3 separate regions of the Mus musculus genome follow, and regions 2 and 3 are each linked to region 1. Evidence: chromatin contacts called from ENCODE Hi-C or POLR2A ChIA-PET data. All regions are on one chromosome and are shown on one strand. Each heading gives the region's core, a stretch centred on a gene start or an enhancer-like site at or near the end of the contact. The rest is flanking DNA. Distances are from core to core; before and after follow the strand shown.

Evidence for each region. A loop is a pair of places that touch in the nucleus more often than their neighbours do. ChIA-PET counts read pairs that join two places held with the same protein, here RNA polymerase II (POLR2A).
Region 2: POLR2A ChIA-PET joins it to region 1 with 21 read pairs in Patski. The contact joins the promoter of Cdr2l here to the promoter of Armc7 in region 1. POLR2A ChIA-PET finds 5 or more read pairs at or near these places in 4 of 5 experiments (Patski and embryonic stem cell).
Region 3: POLR2A ChIA-PET joins it to region 1 with 15 read pairs in Patski. The contact joins the promoter of Mrpl58 here to the promoter of Armc7 in region 1. A Hi-C loop is called at or near these places in 3 of 37 maps with a recorded cell type or tissue (CH12.LX, gastrocnemius and heart). POLR2A ChIA-PET finds 5 or more read pairs at or near these places in 3 of 5 experiments (Patski and embryonic stem cell).

Annotation. Positions count from the first base shown.
Region 1 is chr11:115,473,646-115,478,762 of GRCm38, reverse strand. Armc7 (armadillo repeat containing 7) reads right to left here and starts at 3,096. Exons shown (of 3, transcript NM_177778.5): 1 at 2,736-3,096; 2 at 2,498-2,641. The coding sequence starts at 2,826. Slc16a5 (solute carrier family 16 (monocarboxylic acid transporters), member 5) reads right to left here. Exons shown (of 4, transcript NM_001080934.1): 4 at 4,365-5,117.
Region 2 is chr11:115,379,567-115,384,683 of GRCm38, reverse strand. It overlaps Cdr2l (cerebellar degeneration-related protein 2-like), which reads right to left and starts at 2,768. Exons shown (of 5, transcript NM_001080929.1): 1 at 2,283-2,768. The coding sequence starts at 2,361.
Region 3 is chr11:115,401,496-115,406,612 of GRCm38, reverse strand. It overlaps Mrpl58 (mitochondrial ribosomal protein L58), which reads right to left and starts at 2,861. Exons shown (of 6, transcript NM_001347645.1): 1 at 2,653-2,861; 2 at 26-62. The coding sequence starts at 2,838.

The sequences.
Region 1 (5,117 bases), core at 1,847-4,346:
AATTATCTCCTTGCAATGCTGAGGACGGACGCACAGAGCCTTAGGCACGTGGTACATGCACCATGATACAGGTCCTCCATCACTGAGCCCTGAGTTACTCTTACGGACAGTTTCCTTCTCAGTGCACCTAGGGTTCCTTTTGTACTACATGAGGAAAGTTTATTTTTAAAAGAACCTTTTAATGTGCTGAAAGAACTTGTTTGTTCTTAAATGCTCAACTTCTTCCCACGACCTAGATCCAAAGCTCCCGTGCCAATCCCTCTAATTTCTAGTTTCTGTTCCATCCGCCTCTTCACTTAAAATATCCCTAACACATCGGCCTCCCTCTAACACATCAGCCTCCCTCTAACACATCAGCTTCCCTCTAACACATCAGCTTCCCCTCTAACACATCAGCTTCCCTCTAACACATCAGCTTCCCCTCTAACACATCGGCCTCCCTCTAACACATCAGCTTCCCTCTAACACATCAGCTTCCCCTCTAACACATCAGCTTCCCTCTAACACATCAGCTTCCCCTCTAACACATCGGCCTCCCTCTAACACATCGGCCTCCCTCTAACACTTCAGCTTCCCCTCTAACACATCAGCCTCCCTCTAACACATCAGCCTCCCTCTAACACATCAGCTTCCCCTCTAACACATCAGCCTCCCCTCTAACACATCGGCCTCCCTCTAACACATCGGCCTCCCTCTAACACATCGGCCTCCCTCTAACACATCAGCTTCCCCTCTAACACATCAGCTTCCCCTCTAACACATCGGCCTCCCTCTAACACATCAGCCTCCCTCTAACACATCAGCTTCCCTCTAACACATCAGCTTCCCCTCTAACACATCGGCCTCCCTCTAACACATCAGCTTCCCCTCTAACACATCAGCTTCCCTCTAACACATCGGCCTCCCTCTAACACATCGGCCTCCCTCTAACACATCAGCTTCCCCTCTAACACATCAGCTTCCCTCTAACACATCGGCTTCCCTCTAACACATCGGCCTCCCTCTAACACATCGGCCTCCCTCTAACACATCAGCTTCCCCTCTAACACATCAGCTTCCCTCTAACACATCGGCCTCCCTCTAACACATCAGCTTCCCTCTAACACATCAGCTTCCCTCTAACAGCTTCCTGCTTAGCTGCTTTGTCTACATCGCATATCCAAGATGGCTGAAATGGAAGTAGCGTAAGTAGCGTGACACACCTCCTATGGCTCCATCTGAGTTCCTGTTTATCTCTACTTTGCTTGTTTTATTCGCCACCTAGCTCCCCTTCCAGAATACAATCCCCAACCTGTTCACCATCTCCTCAGAACCTGGGCCAGTACCTTCCTTATAGGGTGCCCAATAATGACTATCTATCATGGGGCAGAGGAGATGGCTTAGTAGGTAAAAGAGCTTGCCACACAATTCTGATGACCTGAATTCGGTTCCAGGGACCTACATAAGAAAACCAGATGCAGTGTCGAGCATCTGGAACCCCAGCACTCTCTCCCCATTAGCTGGAGGCTCACGGCCCAGCTATGGAGTGCACTGCCCTACTCTGAAGGCACAGAGATCTTCCCTTAGCAACTGGAAGAGGAGAACACAACAACAACGACTACCTTAGTTTTTAGAGACGACATCTTACCACATAGCCCTAGATGGTCCAGAACTCAGTACTCACGCTAGGCTGGCCTGGAACTCGGAAAGATCTACCTACCTCTGTCTTCCCAGTACTGGGGATGAAAGGCATGTACCACTGTACTCGGGGAGAACTGACTCTTGACAAATTTCATGCATACAGCCTGGTGCACATGCATACTCACACTCATCCACACACACATGCAAACACACACCTACACAGCAAATGTAAAAGAGTCTACCTTGAATAATTCAAACGGCCTTACAATAACCCAACTATAGGAGTTCTAAGCTACCTTTGCACCTCTTGACAGTAAACAATACAAGGGCAAGCTCCAGCCGGGCAGTGGTGGCGCACACCTTTAATCCCAGCATTTGGGAGGCAGAGAGGCAGGCAGATTTCTGAGTTCAAGGCCAGCCTGGTCTACAGAGTGAGTTCCAGAATAGCCAGGGCTACACAGAGAAATCCTGTCTCAAAAAAATCAAAATCAAGCAAACAAACAAACAAAAAACTAAACTTCTTTCAAAGAGGTTTCACCCCATTTCCTCACTTATTATCTCTTTTCTAAGAGGAAGAAAGACACGACTTGTTTGGAATGAGCTGTGACCCCGATAATGTGTGGAGGAGGAGAAGGTAGGTGGTCCACACACGGCAGCTCTGCCCTAGATGAGATCCCATCCCAAACACTAGTTTGTTTAGTGACAGTGTCTTACTCTGAATCCCAGGCTGGCCCCCAAGTCGCAACCATCCTCCTGCTTCAGCCTCCCGTAATGCTAGTTTTATAGGCGAGTGGCATGCCTGACTCTCAAGTCGCTCTAGTCTATAACTTGGGGGGAGGCGCGCGGGCACGGGGGTTGGGGGCAGCCTAACTCTTACCAATAGCAAACTTGATTAGGGTTTCATTCTCTTCCGACAGAGAATCAAGGAATAAGTCCAGGACTTGTAGTTGCCGTAGGTACTGGTAGTTGCCCGGGTCATAAGCGAAGTTGGCGAGGTTGGCGAGGACTTGCTCCTTGGCATCTGCAATGGGAAGCAGCCCTGGGGTCGGACCTGTGCGGCGGCGGCTGCCGTCAGAACCCTCCTGGGTCCCTCGTGCCCACGCTACACCTCTTACCTTGGCTCTCGGTTTCCTGGAACTCTGTGACCAGCGCCTGCAAGTAGCCTAGCCGCCCGACGTGGGGGTCTATCTTGGGTTTCTGTGCCATGGCTGGGGCGGCGGAGTTGGGAGCTCCGGTAGAGGCCACAAGGCCTGGATCCTGACCTGTCCCGGCGGCGACAGAGCGGCAGCAAACCCAGTCTTGTCCTGAGATCCGCGTCTGCAGCTGGGGATGAGCTGTGGGGGTGGCCAGGGGTCTCAGGATCCTGTCTGAGCCGGATCTGAAAACCAAAATTCAACCCGGGCGAGACGCTGTGGCTTTTCGGAACTGAAGGCAGGCACGCCCCCTTACCACACTCCCTGCACCGCTTCCTGGTTCAGGGCGGAAGTCTCTCTAGCCCCGCCCCAGGAAACGGAGTGAGCGGGACCAGGACGGGATTGGGCGTGGTTACTGGGCGCCTCCTGGGCTTCCCTCCGGATTTCTAGAGCTGGAGGCTTTAACCCTCCACTGCGCAGCCGCCGCAGCGGGGATGCGTCGAAGGAGAGAGGAAGGGAGAGGGGAGGGAAAGAGGAGAAAAGGAGAGAGAGAATGGTGGATGGATTGACAGCCGGGCAGACGGATCTTCAGGCCATCTAGACATGATAGTAGTTTAATCCCAGAACACGGAGTTTAAGGACGGTTTAGTCTACAAGGCAATCCAGAGCTACATGGCAAGACCCTGGTAACAAAACAGAACATCCATCAAACCCCAAACACAATCTTAGGGTCACAAGGAGCGTCAGGGAGGGGCCCAGCTTTGCCGTGCTGTGGTGGAGGTGGAGGATGGAGGCAGTAAGGGTTTTTAGGGCAAGGGTCAGGGGTCATGTACTATGTTTGGTACCAGGGACCTGAATCACAGCAGAATGGTTTGTGTACTTCACCTTTCCCTGGCCCCCACCTCTGGGGTTTAAGTTCCAGTGATCAATCCATGCCCAACATCAACCAAGAGCAAGAGTTTTAGTCTTAGTTTGGATGCTTGAGAACCAAGGTTGCTCCGTGAGAACTCTGTGCCCTTTAGGTTTTATAAGAAGCAGGCTAGGCAGACTTCTTACATCTCAGCTCAAGATGGCCAAGCGTCTGACTAGTCAGAACATCAAAGACCTGGGGACCTGGAGCCTTTGAGATTCCAGAACAAATACTTTGCAGACTCCCCTCAAAATTTTCCAGGGATGGTCCAAAGCAGATCCTGGCTACAAAAGAGTAGACTTTGCTTCCATCTTGTCTCCAAGCCCCAGGCTCCAAAGAACTGGGATTACAGCACACCTGGGCATGGGTGGGGCTGGAGATGGAAGTGAAGGTTTGATGTACGTGACTAAACTACATTTGCACCCTCATTTCTTCGTTGCTTATTGCCCTCAGATTAATGCCATTATTACCAACGGGCAAGTGTGATGAAAATTTCCTAGCTGGAGGATCACAGATTCTATTTTTCCTGGACGTGGGCCTGTTAGCCAGCCCCAACTCTGTTTTCTGTTAGAATGAAAAATAGGTCCCTGGCATTTGCCCTTCAGAGTAGAAACTTCCTTGGGGGGTGGGGGTGGGGTCAAGCTCAGTTCTGAGTTGCGATCCGGAAAGCAGTAGGGGACATTAGACAGAGAGGCAGACTTCAATTGGAAGATGGCATCTCATACAGGCCAAAAAAATTTTTTTAATAACGTTTATTTGTGTGTGTGTATGGTGCGCGCACATGGGCACGCCACAGAACAACTTGTGGTAGTGGGGCCTCTCCTTGTCCATGTGGGTCCCAGGAATCAAACTCAAGTTGTCGGCATGCAGCCAGCACCTTTACCTACTCAGCCGTCTCCACCCAAGGTCTAGAGACAGTGAACATAAGCAACTCAGCAAATGCACGGCTGCAGTACTTCCTTTGACCATGAGGGGGCACTCGTGACAGCACCTTAGAGGAACCGATCGCCTCCTAAAGATGCTTATTCATGCCAGATGGACTTGTGGAGGAGGATGGCTGGCGTCAGTCATGAAAATAAAATCATTTTCCTGATAAGGTTTTCTTGCTGGAGCCTGGTGGAGCCTGAACCAACAAACAACCCCAAGAAGTTCCTGCCAGCCTGAGGGAATGGAGGAAATTTACTCAGGCCTGGTTTCCGCTTTTCTTAGTCCAGAGTTCATGACCCGTGCGGCAGGGAATGTTTTTGTATATAATTCAGACCGTTTTCCCCTTCCCTGGAGTACCCTGCTGCGACAAGCCTGGGCTGATGACAGCTAGCCTTAAGAGATGACCTCAGAGACCAGCACCAGAAGCGAGTAAGTGGACATAGCTCCAGGCCATGGGCTCAGGCTAGCAGCAGCTGCCGATTTAGCCAGTTTCTGCCTCAGGGTTGATACCTCCAACACATTCCGGA
Region 2 (5,117 bases), core at 1,519-4,018, 94 kb after region 1:
GCGAAGAAAGAGCCAGCGCTTATAATTAATTCATGACTTCTTACTATTTTTATAGGTGCTCAAGTTAGTGGGTGGAAGGAATCTAGCAAATCTAAGACCCCCGCCTCCTGCCTCTGGGACAGAGCCACACTAAAGCCAAACACAATCTCTGGGGACAATTTCTTTGGGGAGTGAAGTTGGGGCTTGGCCCAGGGTAAGGGCAAGCGGGCAGGAAGGATACTCCAATGTGTGGGGTCAGAAATCCCTCTGTGGGTCTGGGCGGATGGGAAGGACAGAATTTGGGGACTGGGTACAAAGTGGAACACAAACGGGCCCTCTGACATGACTGTCTTTTGGCAGACGCTCCACCCCATTGCCCAGTTCTCCTGGCCTGGCATGCGGAGCTACGTGGCTAGGCTTCCTTTGTCCCCTACTTCCTGTCCTTCATTTGGCCCCAGGCCTTGGTTACAAACATCCCTTCTCCCAGCGTGCCCTCCTTCAGAGCTCTTTGCTGAGGGGACTATGCTGTCCCACAGTGGTTACTTTAACTTCCCACTTCCGTCTCCTCCGCTGGAATTCAGGATCAGGAGGATGGTGATTCCATCCCTAGATGCTGGCACAGCATCTAGAAGGAAGGGCCTCTGTCTTTATAACGTGTTTCATTACTGGGTATCATCCTGGTTCCTGAGCTCTGTCTACGACCAGAGCTGCAGGCCTGATCAGCAGGACCCAAGAAGCAGGGAGTGTTTGGGGCTTATCAATCCTGCTGGAATGGCAGTTCCTGTCCCTTGGCAGAAGCCACACATCTCCCACCCCTACTGCAAGGCTTCTTCTTCCTCCCACATCTGGGCTGGGCATGGTGCCAAGCCTTCATTAGGGGTGCGGGAACTAAATGAGACGACCGCCATGGTATTAGCATCTGCCTCCCCTAGAGGCTATCTTCGCCAGAAATCGGCTTTTCATCTTTCCTTCTGCGCTAGCCTCTCCCAGGAAGCCATCCCATAATCACTTACACTTAGAGCAGCATACAAGTGGGCCTACCCCATCAGCCCTTGTGTGCCCAGAGGGTCAGGCTGTGACTGTGCCCAGGTCCCAGGCTGATGTCTGGAGCTCACATGGGGCCAGTAGGTGTTTAGAGAGTAAAGTTTTAGGGGTAGTGGCCAGGACAGAGAAGAGGTGTCACAGAAGCTCATGGCATAGCAATGCCTAACCCAACACTCTCTACCCTGCGGAGCTCTCCCAAGGTTCTGATTCACTGACAAGCACAGGGACAGCCCCTCATCTGCAGGTGAAGCTCAGCTGCATGGGGAAGTGGGTCAGGAGACAAAGGCTCCAGGATCCAAGTGCATGTTTCCCATCTTGGCAAAACCAGGGCTCTGGGCCCTAAGGATGGAGACCGGCCTTTGTGGCACACACACACTGTGCCAGGCTTGTGTTTTAATACCTCAGAGCATGCAGGTGACCCTCACCCTCAGGGTTTCAGTAAGAACCAGCAGAGAGGAGGTTGGGGTCTGACTACTTCGGCAGGCCTTGGCCTTGACCCTGACCCTCTCGGGCCTTCTTGTCAGGTCGGCTCCACCTCTCAGTGATGTCATTTTAGCCACCTCATCACCAGCTTCTAACTCCCCTCTAGTCATTTTCTAGATGAGTGCCACGGAAGTGGCTCCCTCTTTCCCCAGGGATCTCATTTGGCAAAGTCTGAAATTGCTAAAGGACCCCTTCACATCCTGAGCCACTTGGGTGGAAGCCCCATGCAGGGAAGGACCAGGGAACGCCTCTCTTGGGAAGGCAGATTGGAGACTTTCAGCTTCTTCGCAGGCGTGAGCATGCACCACCCCCTTTCTGGGCAGAGGGAAGCGAGTTGGGGAAACTTTCTGGAAGTCTTAGAGCTCAGAAATTCTAGCCCGGACAGGTGCTGTTGATCTGGAGAGATGACCTATCTCAATATACAGTGCATTCTTAGCAAAAGTAACAAGAATCCTCTGTGGGCCCCAAGACTTCCATTCTACCTAGCAATCGGGCCCCCTAACAATACCCTACCGGGGCACGCGAGTAGGTGCTGCTACTAAAATGAGAAGGGCGATGGATGCCCTGTCAACTGGACACTTTTGCAAGTCTCTCTCCAGCGTCAGAATATTCCAGGGCAGCGCCCTTCTCGGTCCACGTCCCCATTCTCAAGACGCATCATGCTCCGTTGGGCTCACCAGGTCCAGCCTAGCCCTTTTCTTGGGGATACCGCCCAACAATGGAGTAGTGGTCAGGGGTCTTGGGGCACACGCTGTTTCCCTCCCCAACGCGCTCACCCTGCTCCAGGTCCTGATGGTCGTACCAGGACTCCTCCTCCTCTGCGGAGTAGTCCTCCATCCCCGCGGCTCTCCGCATGGCCCCGCGGGTGGCGGTGGGCGGGCGCTGCGGCAGCTCAGGGCCTGGGCTCGCAGCCCGGGACAATGCGGCGGAGGCGGCCCGGGCTTCCAACGTCGGGAGCTCGGGCTGCAGCGCCCCTGCGCCCTCCGCCCGTGATCGCCATCCGCTGCCGGCCCCGTGCGCCCAGCGGGGCCTCTGGCTCCCGCGCTCCCCGGGTCCCGCCGAACTGGGGACGCCGGGTGGCGGCGGCACAAAGGGCGGAGGGGTGGGGACTGCAAAGTGGGACGACAGCTGGGACCACCCGGGACCACCTGCAGGGCTAGGGCGTCAGCAGAGTGCGGATGCAGCGGCGGGTACCCCTTGCCCGCCTCCGGCCCGCACACCGCCCGGCCCGCGCCGCGACACCCGGAGCCGCCGCTGCATCTCCGCCCGGCCCGCTTTCAGCTTCCCAGGCCGCCAGCTTTGCGGGGTGGGACCTGCCGCCGGAGACCAATCAAAAGACGTATGCAAATAAGGGGCGGGACCGAAGGCAAGGACCTTCCTGGTGTCCTGGTCCGGGAATTGCTGGATCAACCCTCTGTCCTGCTTTTCCTCCACGTCCGACTTTTATTTACGTCCATCTGGAATTATTTTGTTTGCTTGTTATCTGTCCTTCTGGCTCTCCTGGGAGCAAGGGTCTGTCTGATGTCCACAGTGGTCCTCACCTGCGGAGAACGTGCTGACCCACTGATATATCCGAAGAACTTTTTAAAAAATGGTATTAAATTAGAAACATCTTTAAGAACCTTGAATGGGGGTTTGGCTGCTGGAACACTCGAGGTCAAGAGTTCTTGCTGAGGATTTGAGTTCGGTTCCCGGCACTTACGTCAGGAAGCTCCCAACAGCCTGTAACGCCAGCTTCAGGGAAATTCTGACACCTCTGGCCTCTGGGTACTTGTAATTACATAAAGTCTCACACATAGAAAACACACAGTGGTTCCCTCCTCTACTAACGGGAGTTAGGAGGCTGAAGCAATAGGATTATCTTGAGTTCTTAGGCCAGACTTTTAACACAGCTTGTTCCAGGCCCGACTAAGCTACAGTGTGGAAGTTTTTCTGTAAACTAAACTAAGCAAAGCTAAACATTACTTTAAGGGGGTTGAGGAGGTGGCTCAGCACATTAAAAGTGCTTACCAGGTTTGGTTTTGTTTAAAAAAAAAAAAAAAGCAGAGTGCGTGGCTTGTTCTTGAAATCCCAGCTCTGGGAGCTGGGGAGCCAGGAGAGATGGATCGATGGTAGCCAGTAAACCTAGCCTAATTGGCCAGTGATAGGCCGTGTTTCAAAAAAAGCAAGGTGCACAGCTCCTTGTTCAGTAACACTTGGAGGTTGTCCTGTACCCTCTACACACACATGAACACACATGAGTGAACACACACACACACCTACCTTTAAGAATCTGAGTCTTAGGCTAGAGAGATGGCTCAGTGGTTAAGAGGGCTGTCTCCTCTTCCAGAGGTCCTGAGTTTAATTCTCAGCAACCACATGATGGCTCACAACCATCTGTAATGGGATCTGATGCCCTCTCCTGGTGTGTCTGAAGACAGCTACAGTGTACTTACAAATAATAAACAATTCTTAAAAAAAAAAAAGAACCTAGGCCGTGGGCTGGAGATGGCTCAACTGCTCGTGTAGAAGATCTGAGGATTCATTCCTCAGATCAATATGGTGGTTCAGAAACACCTGGAACTCCTTCCGGGGGATCAGTTCTCCTCTTCAGACCTCCTTGGGTACGAAGCATGCATATGGTATAGATACATTCAGGCAGGCAGACACTCATACACATAAATATAGAATAAATAAATATAGAAATAGAACTCATTTAAAAAAAGAACTGGAGTGTTTAAAAACCTGTATGTCTGGAAACAGGCTGGAAGGAATGAACTTTGGGCACGTGTTACTTGTATTCTGCCCTTTTCACTTTAAGGTCTGTTTCTTACTGCTTAAGACCCAAATCCGATATCCAGTTACACCCATAAAAGCCATGCTTTAATCCATCCAAGAATTTTTTTTTCCTTAAAGGAGTTTTCCTAATCCTCCAGCATTCATGTAATTTGTTTTTGTTGAGACCCATCATGTGTGAACATTCTTTTTTTTTTTTTGGTTTTTCGAGACAGGGTTTCTCTATATAGCCCTGGCTGTCCTGGAACTCACTCTGCAGACCAGGCTGGCCTCGAACTCAGAAATCCACCTGCCTCTGCCTCCCGAGTGCTGGGATTAAAGGCTTGCACCACCACTGCCCAGCATGTGTGAACATTCTTGAGGCACTCAATATATGTTGTGATATAACCAGAAAAGGACATCTAGCCAGAATATGGCAAAACCTGAAAATCCAAAGGAAAAAGGCATATGGCCAGGAGAAAATGGGTAAAAGACTTGACTGGACAAATTTGAGGAAAAAAATCCAAATGGCCCAGTTAACAGTTAATGTGACTAAGGTACAAAGTTTTATTTAATCCTCAGGAAATGCAAATTAAATCCACACTGAGGTACCCCCATTACCATACTTGGGACCTTAACTGTCTCCCAAGGCTCATGTGTTAAATGCTTCACTCTTAGTGTGGTGTTGTTGGGAGTATAGACACTTTTGAGAGATGGAGCATACTGTATGAATGTATGTGTGTGCATGTGTGTATACATGTGTGTACATATGTATGTGTGTGCATGTGTGTATATGCATGTGTGTATGTTTGCGTGCGTATGTATGTGTATATGTGTATGCATGTGTGTGGGTGTGT
Region 3 (5,117 bases), core at 1,612-4,111, 72 kb after region 1:
TCTGATTTTCAATAAAATTACTTACCCAGAGGGATGTAACTGCTGGCTTGTTTTGCATGCTCCTGTAATGTGATATATACATACTGTCAAAGAATGAAGTCACTTCGATAATATAAAGCTACAAGTCAATGTTATATATTTTGGGCTGAAGAGATGGCTCGGTGGGTAAAAGCACTTCCTAAGAGTCAAGCCTGACAGCCTGAGCTCCCCTCTGGGTTCCCTGGGATCAACATGGTATTAAGGAAGGACCAACTCCTGTGAGTTATCCTCTGACTTACACTCTTACACACATGCACACGTGTGCACATACACTCACCCATTCATACACTCACACACTTATACACACATTCACACACACTAAATTCAATAAGCACTTTTAAGAAGCTATGCATTAGGTTTCAGGCCTCCAAATCTTGCTGTCAAACCCGTCTCGTCTCGACTCAGACGCTACCTCTTAAGCGCTCCTCTAGGAAGATGCGGCTCAGGCCTCCAGCTGTCCCTGCCCCTGCCTTAAGCTATTGCTGGGTGCCATCAGTGGCCTGTCTCATGGAGAAAGGGATGGATGAGACAAGACAGAGAACACATACATGAGGGCCGCTAAAGACCAATGCTCTCTGCCAACCTGACACAACAATCCTAGTGGGCCGCCCTGTTCCTTCTGGTGCCCACAGGAAGCCGGCAGCAGGCAGTCTACCTTGATCAGGTTCTGGTTCACCTGGGGGGCTGGCGTCAGACTGAGCTCCTCATGTCAGGTCTCCCCCTCATCGAGCTCTTCATTCAGCAGCAGCACCCTCCAACTTTAAGTCCTCAGGACCACAGAGTGCAACAAATCCCACCCCGGGGGCTCCTCTGGCCTCCAAGCCCAAGTGTGTCCATCTGCACCTCTCCATGCCTTCATCACTTGATCTCTAGACCTCACTCAGCTCATGCTGCTCTCTCTGAAGACACCTCTTTGCTAAGCCACCCTCCTCAGGTTTCCTCTGGCCTCTTCTGAATACCCGTTTACCCCTGCCCCCCGCCCCCAGACGATTTCATCCTTCTAAGCTGATGGAAAAGCCATTAATACTGGTGACTCCCTACTTTTGGGCTCCAGTAAACCTCTGCTCACTACAGTCCCACAGACCCTGCTTGTTCTCAGTTTACTTCCAATCCAGTAGGGAAGAATCCTCTAGACTTTCTTCAAAAGATGCCTAGGACCTAATCACCTTCAAGGCTCCTATTGCTTCCAGCCTGCTCATCCTGTCTTGCCTATGTTACTGTGACCTATATTACCGCAATCTCCTAACTTACATTCTAGCTGTTGCCATTCTCCAGGCTTCTGTCTGTAACACTGTGTAGCAGTCAATCTTGTAAAACTAAAATGTATCATTCTATTCCTGGCTCCACCCACTTCTCTCAACTGCCTCACTCAGCCACACTTGTCCAGCATGCTACTGTTCTGAAATGGTTGCACCTGCTCTGCTGGGGACACTCATCTCCCCAGTATTCTCATGTCTTCCTTCCAGGTCTTTGTACGTGACAAGGTCTCATATAATCCAGGCTGGCTATGAGCCAATTGATTTTTCCTGCCTCTGCCTCAAGTGCTTGGGTTACAGATTCAGGCCACTGTGGCCCATTCTTCCAGGCTTTTCCCAGATCACTCTACCTAAAACTTCAATGCTTAGCTGGGTTTGTTGGTATATGCCTGTAATCTCAGTACTTGAGAGGCAGGAAGATCACTGCAAACTAGAGATCATCCAGGGCTTTTAAAGAGCTTTTCTCACAACATGTATCAGTACAGTGATACATGCCAGTAATCTTTACGCGTGGGAGATGAACGTGGAAGGATCAGGAGCTCATAGCCACCCACAGCTATGTAGCAAGTTCGAGTCTAGCCTAGGCTACATGAGATCCTTTGTCCAAACAAACAACAAACCTACAACTGTTATTATCTCTAGCTTCACCTTTGCCTTCTGAGTCTTACTATCTCTGAAGTATCATATTTAGTGTTACTTGGGTTTATTCATTTATTTTTGTCTGTCGCCCTCCAGTATACGAGCTTTACAGCCTTAGGATTTCTGTTTTACTACTCTCTGCCCCAAATTAGCACTGTGCTAACAGCATGCTCTCAAAAGATGTCTGCTGAATGAGGTGCGAGTGGATGAATGAAAATACTTGATGCTCTTTCAATCCTACAGGTGCAGCTCAATAGATGCTCTCTTTCCTGCTCAGGCCCCACGCAGTACCACTACATGACGCAGGCTAAACATGGACCCTTAGGGACCAAACCAGCTTTGTCTCAGGCTTCCTAACGTTACTAGGGTCAAAAGACTGGGTAACGTCCCAACTTGCGGATCTCAGGTTTTACTACTTTCAAGGTCCATAATGCACATCTTCCCATATAATGTGAGCCTGAAGGCCGGGAAGCAAACGTGGACAAACTAACGATCTAGAAAGACGCGTATGTGGCGGCTCTCTCCCAGGGTCTGCACTACCCGAGCCACGAGGGTTGCAATCACACTCTACAGTCCCAGCACATCCCGCACCTCCGGCCGGGTTACTAGGGCGATCAGTTCCTCCTGGGGCAACCAAAACCTTGCAAGCCGCCCGGCTTCCTCGCGTCACCTAGCAGCGGGAGGAACCGCCCTTTCCGTCCCGCCTTTCTCGGCTCACCGGGACCTTCCAGGCGGTATCCGCGCCCTTGGACTCGGGGTACAGCTTGTCCAGGCTGTAGATGCTCTGGAACGTGGTGCCGTCTACCTGTCTGTGCAGAGCCCGGCGAGCACAGCGCGCGGGCGGCGCGAGCAACAACGTTCCAGTTCGGCTCAGGCCCCAGCGTAGGCCCCAGGCGGTCGCCATGTTCACCTCCCAGGACCGCTTCCGGTGCTCACTCTTCCGGCGGTCCGCCAGCCTTGGCTGAGCTGGCTCTTAAGTTCCGCCGGGTTTCTCGGGCTCCGGGCTGTCCACCTTGGCGGTGATGGTGGGAAGTGGTGCGCACCCAGCTGACATCTGGTAGAGGTTGACCGGCAGATAGAGACCACCTACGGGAGATTTTTCTTAAAAAGATTCCTGTATGGGTCTGACTGAGCGGTGCTCACCTGCAGTCCCAGCACTGCTCTCAAGGCTAAGGCAGATGAGAGCCTAACCTAGTCACATAGCCCCTGTCATAAAAATAATACATACATGGCCAGGCGTGGTGGCACTTAATCCCAGCACTTGGGAGGCAGAGGCAGGTGGATCTCTGAGTTCGAGGCCAGCCTGGTTTACAGAGTGCGTTCCAGGACAGCAAGGGCTATGCAGAAAAAAAACCCTGTCTTGAAAAACCATAAAAAAAAAATAATAATAGTACATACATACACACATACATACATACATGGCCAGGCCTTAATCCTTGCACTTGGGAGGCAGAGATAGGTGGACCTAGGCTAGCCTGGTCTACAAAGTGAGTCCAGGACAGCCGAGGCTTCTATACAGAGAAACTCTGTCTTGGAAAAATCATTTTAAATGTGTGTGTATGTAAACAAATATATAAATGCATAAATACATAAACAAACACTGGATCTAGCATCCTAGAAACACCCTTTTCTCTTTTTTGAGTCTGTTCTCCTTCCCTGGACCCTTGAGCAACCTAACTAGATACAGCAAGGACGACCTTACCTGCTAAGCTCGGACTTTCCCTGCCCTTTCCTATCCCTTGTTCAGTGTGAGCCACATTCCTAACTTGCTTTAGATAGATGAGTGGATAGACAGTCAACCAATCTTTGTGTGTTCGATTTTGAGCTTAAGGGTTGGTTTTGTGGTATTTATTTAGGCAGGTTTCAATTATGTAGCCCTAGCTGGCCTGGAGCTCACTATATACAGCAGGTTGCCTGCCTCTCAGTCCAGAGCATTGGTATTAAAAGCTTACCCAACCAGGTCTGTCTTTTGCTTGTGTTTTGAGACAGGGTTTCAACCTATTTAGCTCAGACTAGTCTTGAACTCCTGACCCTCCTGCCTTCACCTCACAGGTGTTCAGATTTGTACCACTACTCCAAGGCCCAGTCTTATGTTCTAACATATTGCCTGTCTCCAAGTTAGAATGTAAGGTCTCTGCTGTATCCCAAACATGCAGAGTGTGTCACATCACAGACATACCACGACTGTGGGTCAAGTGAATTTCATGGTAGTTCACGTTTTTGTTGTTCTTTGGTTTGGTTTTTCTTTTTCTTCTTTTTTTTTTTCCTCATGACAGTATTTCTGTGTAACCTTGACTGTTCTGAAACTCGCTCTGTAAACCAGGCTGGCCTTGAACTCTTAAAGATGCACCTGCTCTACCTCCTGACTGCTGGGATCAAAGGCAAGTGCTACTATGCCCAGCAGCAGTTCATTTTTGTAAGTTGAGTTTCAGTCAAGTTGAATCAACTTCAGGTTTTTTGTTTTTATCTACAAAACAGCCTTATAAGCCACTCACACCCATGTGAGAGTTGTGATGAATGGCTTTGCTTATACCCAGCCAGGGATGGGAGGCAGATCACTGGAAGTGGTTCTAAATACAGGCATCTTCCCTCCTCAAGCTTTAAGAAGCAGCATAGTGGATTCTTCTAGCCACTAAAAACAAACTGGAGGTGGTTGGAAAGATGGCTCAGTGGTTAAAGAGCACTGACTGCTCTTCCAGAGGTGCTGAGTTCAATTCCCAGCAACCACATGGTGGCTCACAACCATCTGCAATGGGGTCTGATGCCCTCTTCTGGTGTGTCTGAAGAGAGCATTGGTGTACTCTTATACATAAAATAAATAAATCATTAAAAAAGTAAAAAAAAAAAAAAAAGCAAACTGGAGAAGTAGGTACAGAGTTCAGAAGACTGCAGGCTAAGTAGGGTTGTTTCATAGTGGTGTTAAGGCAGTAAATTGGAATGCTAAGGCTACAAGTAAGACAAGAAGTGTTTGAAGGTGTCTAATCCTTGGCTAAGTTCCTTGGTTGAGGTTGTGAATAAATGAAAATAGATGTCAATAAATGTTAGTAATTGTTAGTAATGCTTGTGATTAACTCATAATGAAGAGCTTGATTTTTTTTTTTTTTTGAGACCGTATCATCACCTACAAACATACACCCCTGGGACAATTGAAGTATTCCCCAGAGACACTGGCTCATTGAGACA